2 separate regions of the Homo sapiens genome follow, and region 2 is linked to region 1. A link is a loop called in an ENCODE intact Hi-C map of the cell type or tissue named here. Cell type or tissue: Caco-2. All regions are shown on one strand. Links, peaks and the distances in the headings refer to the core of each region. The heading gives the core; the rest is flanking DNA. Region 1 overlaps NDUFC2-KCTD14 (NDUFC2-KCTD14 readthrough). Region 2 overlaps INTS4 (integrator complex subunit 4).

What was found. Peaks named below come from ENCODE experiments on the same cell type or tissue, not always from the same donor. Only the 100,000 strongest peaks of a DNase experiment are listed, where the experiment ranks them.
Region 2: it touches region 1 in a loop (3-fold over the local background); 1 of 110 quality-filtered maps calls a loop at or near these places.

The regions. Positions count from the first base shown.
Region 1 is chr11:78,043,838-78,048,228 of GRCh38, reverse strand. All of the region lies in intron 1 of NDUFC2-KCTD14 (NDUFC2-KCTD14 readthrough), which reads left to right. It also overlaps a transcript of KCTD14 not described here. Among named protein-coding and RNA genes, the nearest start is that of THRSP, 18 kb to the left of the region's middle. RefSeq lists a silencer at 1,751-1,990. In Caco-2, for the core only: a CTCF peak has its summit at 1,864 (motif pointing right); DNase peaks (open chromatin) are centred at 1,848 and 2,246; H3K4me3 peaks cover 796 bases.
Region 2 is chr11:77,956,458-77,960,848 of GRCh38, reverse strand. It overlaps INTS4 (integrator complex subunit 4), which reads left to right. Exons shown (of 23, transcript NM_033547.4): 6 at 458-508; 7 at 2,015-2,103. Among named protein-coding and RNA genes, the nearest start is that of INTS4, 36 kb to the left of the region's middle. In Caco-2, for the core only: no CTCF peak of the experiment used is centred there; DNase peaks (open chromatin) are centred at 1,778 and 2,068.

The sequences.
Region 1 (4,391 bases), core at 130-4,129:
GTGATTCTCCTGCCTCAGCCTCCCGAGTAGCTAGGATTACAGGCGTGAGCCATCACACCCAGCTAATTTTTGTATTTTTAGTAGAGACGGGGTTTCACCATGTTGGTCAGGCTGGTCTGGAACTCCTGACCTCAGGTGATCTGCCTGCCTCGGCCTCCCAAAGTGTTGGGATTATAGTCATGAGCCACTGCACCTGGCCTGTTTTGTTTTTTTTGAGTCAAGATCTCACTCTGTCACCCAGGCTGGAGTACAGTGGCATAATCACGGCTTGCTGTAGCCTCAACTTCCCAGGCTCAAAGGATTCTCCCACCTCAGCCTTCCCGAGTAGCTGGGACTACCGGCATGTGCCACCAAGTCCAGCTAATTTTTTTATTTCTTGTAGAGACAAGAAATATAATTTGGCTGGGCACAGTGGCTCACGCCTGTAATCCCAGCACTTTGGGAGGCCGAGGCAGGTGGATCATGAGGTCAGAAGATCGAGACCATCCTGGCTAACATCGTGAAACCCCGTCTCTACTAAAAATACAAAAAATTAGCCAGGTGTGGTGGCAGGCGCCTGTAGTCTTAGCTACTCGGGAGGTTGAGGCAGGAGAATGGCGTGAACCCAGGAGGCGGAGCTTGCAGTGAGCTGAGATTGTGCCACTGCACTCCAGCCTGGGCAACAGAGCGAGACTCTGTCTCAAAAAAAAAAAAAAAAAAAGAAATATAAGTTTCGTCACATTGTCCAGGCTGGTCTTGAACTCCTGGCCTCAAGTGATGCCCCTACCTCAGCCTCCAAAAGTGCTAGGATTACAGCCATGAGCCACCGTGCCTGGCCAGGATATAGTATATTTAATAAAATATATACCTATTAAAATTTTTCTGGCTGGGTATGGTGGGCTGTAATCCTAGCACTTTGGGAGGCCTGGGTAGGAGGATTGCTTGAGGCCACGAGTCTGACACCAAGATGGGTGACATAGTGAGAGGCCCCATCTCTACTAAAAAATATTTTTGCAACCTGGGCAGCATAAAGAGACCCCATCTCTACAAAAAATTTAAGTTAGCTGGGTGTGGTGGCATGCGCCTATGGTCCCAGCTACTCAAGAGGCTGAGGCAGGAGGATTGCTTGTGCCCAGGAGGTCAAGGCTGCAGTTAGCCGTGATCATTGCCACAGCACTCCAGCCTGGGCTACAGAGCAATGCGCTGTCTCAAAAAAACCCCCAAAATTATGATTTCATGTATCTGTATATTCTTTATACCTACACAGGTAGTAAACACAAACTTAAACGTTGGAATGAAAAAGCAAATTGAAGGAGCCATCTGGGTGGAGGGAGGGGAAAAAAGGAAGCGTACATGAGTACTTTATATTCATTAGGTCTTATTTCCCAAGCTTAGTAATGGCTACATGAATATTTATATATTCATCATCTAATATTTTTGAATAGATTAAGTACTTATAACAACAGAAAAGGAAAAGTGAGAAATGTTTTCTAGGAATAAATGCAAGCCTCAGCAAAAGTTCAGAGGCATGAAATAGCAAGATACATACATACATATATACTGATGATTCTCCAGCATGCCTGCACTCTCTCCCAAACTCCACCATAACTTCCAAATCTTTGCTCACCTCTTCCTAACCTCGCCCCCTTAAGTCCAGCCTCAGCCCCCGCGCTGACATTTTCGCCAGATCAGCCCCCTTCCCCTTTAGGATAGGCTCTCCTCTCATTGCAAGGTGCGCCTCTTATCGTGGGTGGCTCAATCCATGCATGTATGCCTGTCCCCAAAGAACTGCAAACTCTGGGAAGGTTGGACTCCCAGCCCCAGGCTCAGGGCTCCGGTTCAGGCGGGGCCCCCGCCGTCGCGGCTCCGGCCAGCAGAGGGCGCTGCCGGGCAGGCCCAGGCCTGGAGTGGCGGGGACCCTGGCCTCCCGCCAACACGCGAGCTTTCCGGCTCACAATTGTCAAATCCTCTCATCTTTCCAAGACACCCTCACCACATAGACAGCGTCGATGTTCTGTAGCTGGTTTACTAAAGGGGCTTGACTTAGCAGGGAAAAGCACTGAGCCGATCTCTTTCTTTCCTGCTCCTGCCCTTGCGAACTGATTCTGTGGACTCCTTTTTTGCTGTTTCTGGGGGAAATCTCGGCAGATCACTCGCTTTTCTCGGAGTCCTCCCCGGTTTACTGTCAGGTAATTCCAGCTTGTGTCTAAGTGCAGGCCATTATTCTGGCAAACGCTCCCCTCCTGAGGCTGCCTCTAACTGGGACACCTGCTGACTGGGGAGAGGACCGGCAGCCTCCCTGCGTCCTCACCCAGCTCTTCTGCTCCTCCTGCCCCTACACAGGCTGCCTCGGACTCTTCCTGGGTGGGGTGGGGGAGAAGCGGTAGGGGCAGCAACGTCTGAGGAGGACCTGAGTACTCTGGGCTTTTGGGAGCACTTTGACGGGCGTTATGAAAACCCTCACATCTCTCCTCAGTAGTACCCTTATAAAGAGGGGCTGTCTCCCCCAGGGCTGCTTATGAAACTGCCTTTGAAAAAACTATAACAGTGAGAAAATTAGGGCCGCAAAAGACATCTGATCTAACCAACCCTCATCTTGCCTTTAACCTCCAAACTGCCTTTGGTCACTCCTGGGTTTAGGCCAAGCTAACTTTGGAAGACATTTAGTTTATAGTTTAAATGATAGCAGCCCTTCTCCAAAACTCAACTGCCTTTGTAAAGCTAATGAAAGACCAACCAGGTCAGGAGGATGTTGAGCCTGAGTTCTGCTAAGGTGCAGACATAAACGATTGCCAACCATTATTCCAGAGGCAGAGGGAAGATATGCAACTTCCCCAATTACTCCTGCAGATAACATCACTATCGTAGAACCTAAGACTGGTACTTTGGGAGGCCAAGGCAGGCAATTGCTTGAGCTCAGGAGTTCAAGACCACTCTGGGCAACATGGCAAACCTTGTCTCTACAAAAAATACAAAAAAATTAGCTGGGCGTGGTGACATGTGTTGGTAGTCCCAGCTACTTGAGGGCGGAGGCAAGAGGATTGCTTGAGCCTGGGAGGTCAAGGCTGCAGTGGGCTGTGTTTGTGCCATTGCCCTCCAGCCTGGGTGACAAAGTGAGACCCTGTCTCAAAAAAAGATCTCAGGAGTTGGGTGAGTGGGCTTGAGCATTCACACCTACGAGGCAAAATGGCACAGCTTAACTTGTGTGTGACCTTCCTCTAGGAACACTTGACTGGTAAGAGAAAAATGCCTGAAATGAGCATGTGAACAATTTCAGTAAACATACTACACATGCGGGCCCCTCCCAAGTGCTGGCAGGCCACTGTGCATGTGGACAGCCCACACCAAGGAAATATCAAGGGAGGGGAGGCGCAAAACCCCGGAAGCATGCCAAGGTGTAAAGCTCCAAGTCCAATGTCAAACCGGACAAGGATCTCTCAAGTCACCTGCTTGGTCCTCTTCCAAGTGTACTTTACTTCCTTTTGTTCCTGCTCTAAAACTTTTTAATAAACTTTCACTCCTGCTCTAAAACTTGCCTTGGTCACTCCCTCTGCCTTATGCCCCTCCGACTAATTCTTTCCTCTGAGGAGGCAAGAATGGAGGTTACTACAGACCCGTACAGATTCACTACTGCTAACAATTTGAGAAATAACTCCGTCTCCTGTGCGGCATGGCTGGCCTTGTGGCAATTAAACTATATCTTTATTACAATGCTGCGTGGTCTCAGTGAATTGGTTTTGTCTGTGCAGTGGGCGGAAGAACCTACTGGGGGTTATACTCACTTACTGCCCCTCAGCTACTACAACCCTCCTCACACCTCCAGTCTCATTCTGCCGGAGTCCCCTCACCCCTAGATAGAAGCTCTCTTCCACCAGGTCCTTTTCAGGAAGATTTTTCTGCGGGGTCCACATGTGGGTCACAGGAAGCACACAGCTGGCAGTGCAGCCCCTTCCTAGCAGCCCCTCCACACCCTGCTAGGTGCCAGGCAGATTCCAGACCCCAGAGTCTCCACCTCCAAGACTCCCCAGATAGTTCTCCTAAAGCCTCGCTCACCTGGTTAGAGGTGAGGGAGAGCAGCGCCCTCTACTCCCTGTTTTGGGGTGTGGGCTGGGGAACAGGCTGAGGGAGCACGTTGACAACTCTGTCCAGAGAAATTTCCCCTCCAGCTTCTGGGGATGTCGCCTCTCTTTGTGGTCAGGAAGTAGGTGAAGAGGTGGGTTTTAACTCTGTTCTCCCTTCTGGGGAATCCTAGGTGGGTGGTCCAGCTTCACTTTAGGATCAGCAACTCTGGCCTTGTTTCTGCCTTTGGGGCCTCAGCTGAAATTCTGAGCCTACTGGAAAGTCTTCATTTACATTGTATTAGTTTCCAGACTTTCCCTAAGAGCTATTCAGGGTGTCTGTCACCTCGAGCC
Region 2 (4,391 bases), core at 95-4,094, 87 kb after region 1:
TTCAGGAGGGTATTGGTGGTGGCCTCGCAGAACTCAGTGACACACATTCCTGTATACAAGTGTGCTTTTTTGGCTTTCTCTGGTAGCTTTCATGTGTATTTATGAAACATGGAAAGCACAATAGGAACCTGTTATAATTCCTTCGACTTGGAGGCATATGACTTGGTATGATATTATAATAGGGGGAGGTGGTGTTAATCATTTTTTCTTTAGGCTTCATATCATTATTTCATATTTTTCTAATACCTTCTTGGGACAGTCCATGGGTTAGATTTGTGAAATGCTTGAATGCTCCTATTGAAAGACGACAAGGTTTCTTATTTATATAGCACTAATTTTGGCTAAAAGGAACCATGTTAGCCTGATACAATAGGGGAAAATATGTGAGATTGTGGGGAGACATTGGAAATATTGCTCTTTTCCTCCCAAGCACTTAAACTATATATTTATTATCTAGTTGCAGCTCCATGAAAGAGGACTGAAATTACACCAAACAATTTATAATCAGGTACCTTATATGATTACTGTCTGGAAGGGGTTGGAGGTATCATGAAGCTGGGAGGGCGGCACACAGGTTCTCAGAATTTGAAAACGTAAGGACTTCGCTAGTTAATAGTGGCAGCGTTGATTGGGATGGATGTGAAGTCATATTCAAAACATACTTTTCAGGAAGAGAATGGAGGTTATGTAATTAAATAGCGCTAGTACATGTGAAAAGGACTTTTAGGAGGATTTACAAAGTTCAGTATGAGAATGAGAGTACCTGAAGAAAAGTGTAGCATTTAGAATAAGGAACGTGTTAGTCTTTCTGATCACTGTTTGGTTGGGCCGTACATGAACTCATTTCTGGGCACCACACTTCACAAACTAGAGTGTGTCTGGAGAAGGGTGACCAAGACCGTAGGATCATATAAAAAAAAAGTCACATGCATGTAGTAGTAGTGGTAAAGAAAGGTATAATGAAGTTGTGGAAAAGCTGATTGATGGCCAACCAAAAGGCCTTATGAGGCTGTATTTCTCTTGGAGGATAATTGACTGAATCTGGTAAAAGGAATCTAAATCCACGTTCAGAGATTAGGTTTTGTTAGCCTGCCAAGAGTGGTTTTATCTCTCATGGGAAGAAGATAATTAGCCAAGCCCCATCACAGATGTGTAAACCAAGTTTATTCCTCTATTGAATGAAGTAGAATGGGTCCAGAATGCTTGTGGTGGTGTGACCATCGCCTTCTTTTTCTATAAGAAAACTATGTGGGAAGCCAAATAATTCAAAGGAAACTTGGATCGTAAGGACTCAGAGGAAGGGAAGTTAGTTGGCTGATTCAGATGTTTGGTGGCGTAAGACTCTGTTAGTAATCTAGGCAAGCAGTAATGACAGCATCAAGGGAGTGAGGATGGACTGATAGTGTAGAATTTAAGATATAAGGTAGAATTTGCTTCCTTAATGAGTTCAGGTTTGCGTGTGTTGAGTATAAAAGTTTGATGGGACATCCATGAAGAGAATTCCAGCCATAAGTAGTTATAAAGGCCTGGAGATCAGGAGAAATCAGAGCTAAGGGTAGGTATTCAAAGCCATCAGTATTTAGGGAGTATGGGGCTACCCAGAAAGAGTGAGTGGATTGAAACAGAGGCCAGTGATTTCAGACCAAGGTAAACAGAAGTGTGTGCTTTGATTTTTACAGGGGGAGGAAAAAGCCATAATTGGTGTTTGAACCTGTGAGAACAGTACTGTTTGCTCCCAGCATGCTTTGCTGGGTTTGATCTGTTCTAGATGTTTTTATGCTGTCAGTCTGTGATTCTCCTTTCAGACATGGGGTAGGGTGCATAGTCAGAATACAGCCAGAGCAGCTGACAGAGGTCAAGATTCATTTTTAAGCAAAGATTCCAGAAGTTAAAACCACACACAAGTGTTTTACTGGGCATCCTTATCCAACCACCCTATCTTCACTTTGAAAATAGTTTAAACATTGCCTGAGAGGACACAGAACTAATAGACTTTTGGAATTCTTCTTTGCAGGCCTGTAAATTACTCTCTGATGACTATGAACAAGTGCGCAGTGCTGCAGTCCAGCTTATCTGGGTCGTCAGTCAGCTCTATCCTGAAAGGTCAGTGTGGGTGTAAGCTGGCTTTTGTTGATTGTGAAGCCGTTTTCCTCTCCTCTCACCATGCAAAAAGCCCACTTCTAGAAAAGAAATGTTGGTTACATTTTTGGAAGGCAATGGGGAATAAGGGAAAAGCACAGGCCCTGAAAATCAGATTGCCTGGTCCTCATTTTTCATCTCTGATAGGAACTTTCTGTACACTTTGGAAAGATACTTCACTTCTTTTATCCTAACCTTCTCATCCATAAGTGAAGAAATTGGAATATCTTTCTTAAATGGTTTTCAGTACTTTACAAAAAAATCTTTAAAATTGTTTGGGACCCATTTTAGTTTGGCTTGTGCCAAATGCCAGATAAAGATACCAGATGAGTTTGAGAATAATGATCTCTTATGTAGTTTTCCTGGTTAAAAATATTTTCACAGCAATTAAATTAACCACAGTGATTCTTTGAGGAGGTAGGCAATATTATTTATTATATTTTGTAAGATAGAATATTATATTTATAAATGTTTATTTATCTTTTATTTATAAATATTTATAGAATATTTTATTTTTCCTTGTATAGGAAAAAGGGGTGTTTTTTCCTGTTCATTAAACTGCCAGAATTTGAAAACCAGAATGAATTAATAAACCTGTAGGAGTAGGCTCCATTTGTAGTGTTTTAGGACTTAGACACATACAAAGAAAAGGGCTAACTGGAAATTGTGTCTTCTTTTAGGACTGGATTGATAAGTAAGTTTTATATTGATTTATTCTGAGATTTACTGTATTTATAGAAGTTCAGTCTGGACACGGTGGTGCCTGTAATCCCAGCACTTTCGGAGGCCGAGGTGGGCGGATCACCTCAGGTCAGGAGTTCAAGACCAGCTTGGTCAACATGGTGAAACCTCGTCTCTACTAAAAATACAAAAATTAGCCGGACATGGTGGCACACGCCTGTAATCCCAGCTACTAGGGAGGCTGAGGCAGGAGAATCGCTTGAACCTGGGAAGTGGAGATTGTGGTGAGCTGAGATCACACCACTGCACTCCAGCCTGGGTCACAGAGCAAGACACTTTCTCTCAAAAAAAAAAAAAAAAAAAAAGAAGTTCAGTTACAGAAGATAATAAACTTAAGGATATGAAATATTCGGTGGAAGCTAGTTTTTGATAATTTCATAAATCTTTGAACCTTTGGTGGGTTACGTACTTTTTTTTTTAAGGCAGGGTCTTGCTCTGTGGCCCAGGCTGCAGTGCAGTGATGTGATCTCGGCTTACTACAACCTCCAACTCCTGGGTTGAAGCAATTCTCATGCCTGAGCCTCCCAAGTAGCTGGAATTACAGTCGCGCACCACCACACCCAGCTCATTTTTTGTACTTTTAGTAGAGATGAGGTTTTGCCATGTTGGGTAGGCTGGTCTTGAACCCCTGGCTTCAGGTAATCTGCCCGCCTCAGTATCTCAGTGTGCTGGGATTACACGCCTGGCTGAACCTTTGGTGGGTTACACACTTTTATTCAATACATTGAAAATTTGCACCTGGTTGCAGTGACTCAGCCCTGTAATCCTAGCACTTTGGGAGGCTGAGGCGGGTGGATTGCTTGATCTCAGGAGTTTGAGATCAGCCTGGGCAACATGGTGAACCATCTCTACTAAAAATATAAAAAATTAGCTGGGTGTGGTGGCATGCTTTTGTAGTCCCGGCTACTCAGGAGGGTGAACTGGGAGGATCACCTGAGCCCAGGAAGTTGACACTGTGGTGAGCAGTGCTCACGCCACTGCACTCCAGCCTGGGCGACAGAAGTGAGACCCTGTCTCAAAAAAAAGCATAATTTGCAATGCAACTGAAAGAGTTGGTTTGTACTCCCAGAGTGATTTGTTTATTCCAAACTGTATTTAATCATTCTAGGATTTGAACTATTCAATTATCATTTTTGTGTGTGTCAGTCTTCATTGACTGTTCTCAGTTTATTGAGCCTGCAGCCTTACTTACTTATGTATTTATTTGTTTATTATTATTATTATTATTATTATTATTATTATTATTATTATTATTATTTTTTGAGATGGAGTCTCGCTCTGTTGCCCAGGCTGGAGTGTAGTGGCACTATCTTGGATCACTGCAACCTCCACATTCCAGGTTCAAGCGATTCTCCTGCCTCAGCCTCCTGAGTAGCTGGAATTGCAGACATGTGTCACCATGCCTGGCTAATTTTTATATTTTTAGTAGAGAGGAGGTTTCGCCATGTTGGCCAGGCTGGTCTCGAACTCTTGACCTCAAGTTATCCACCTGCCTCAGCCTCCCAAAGTGC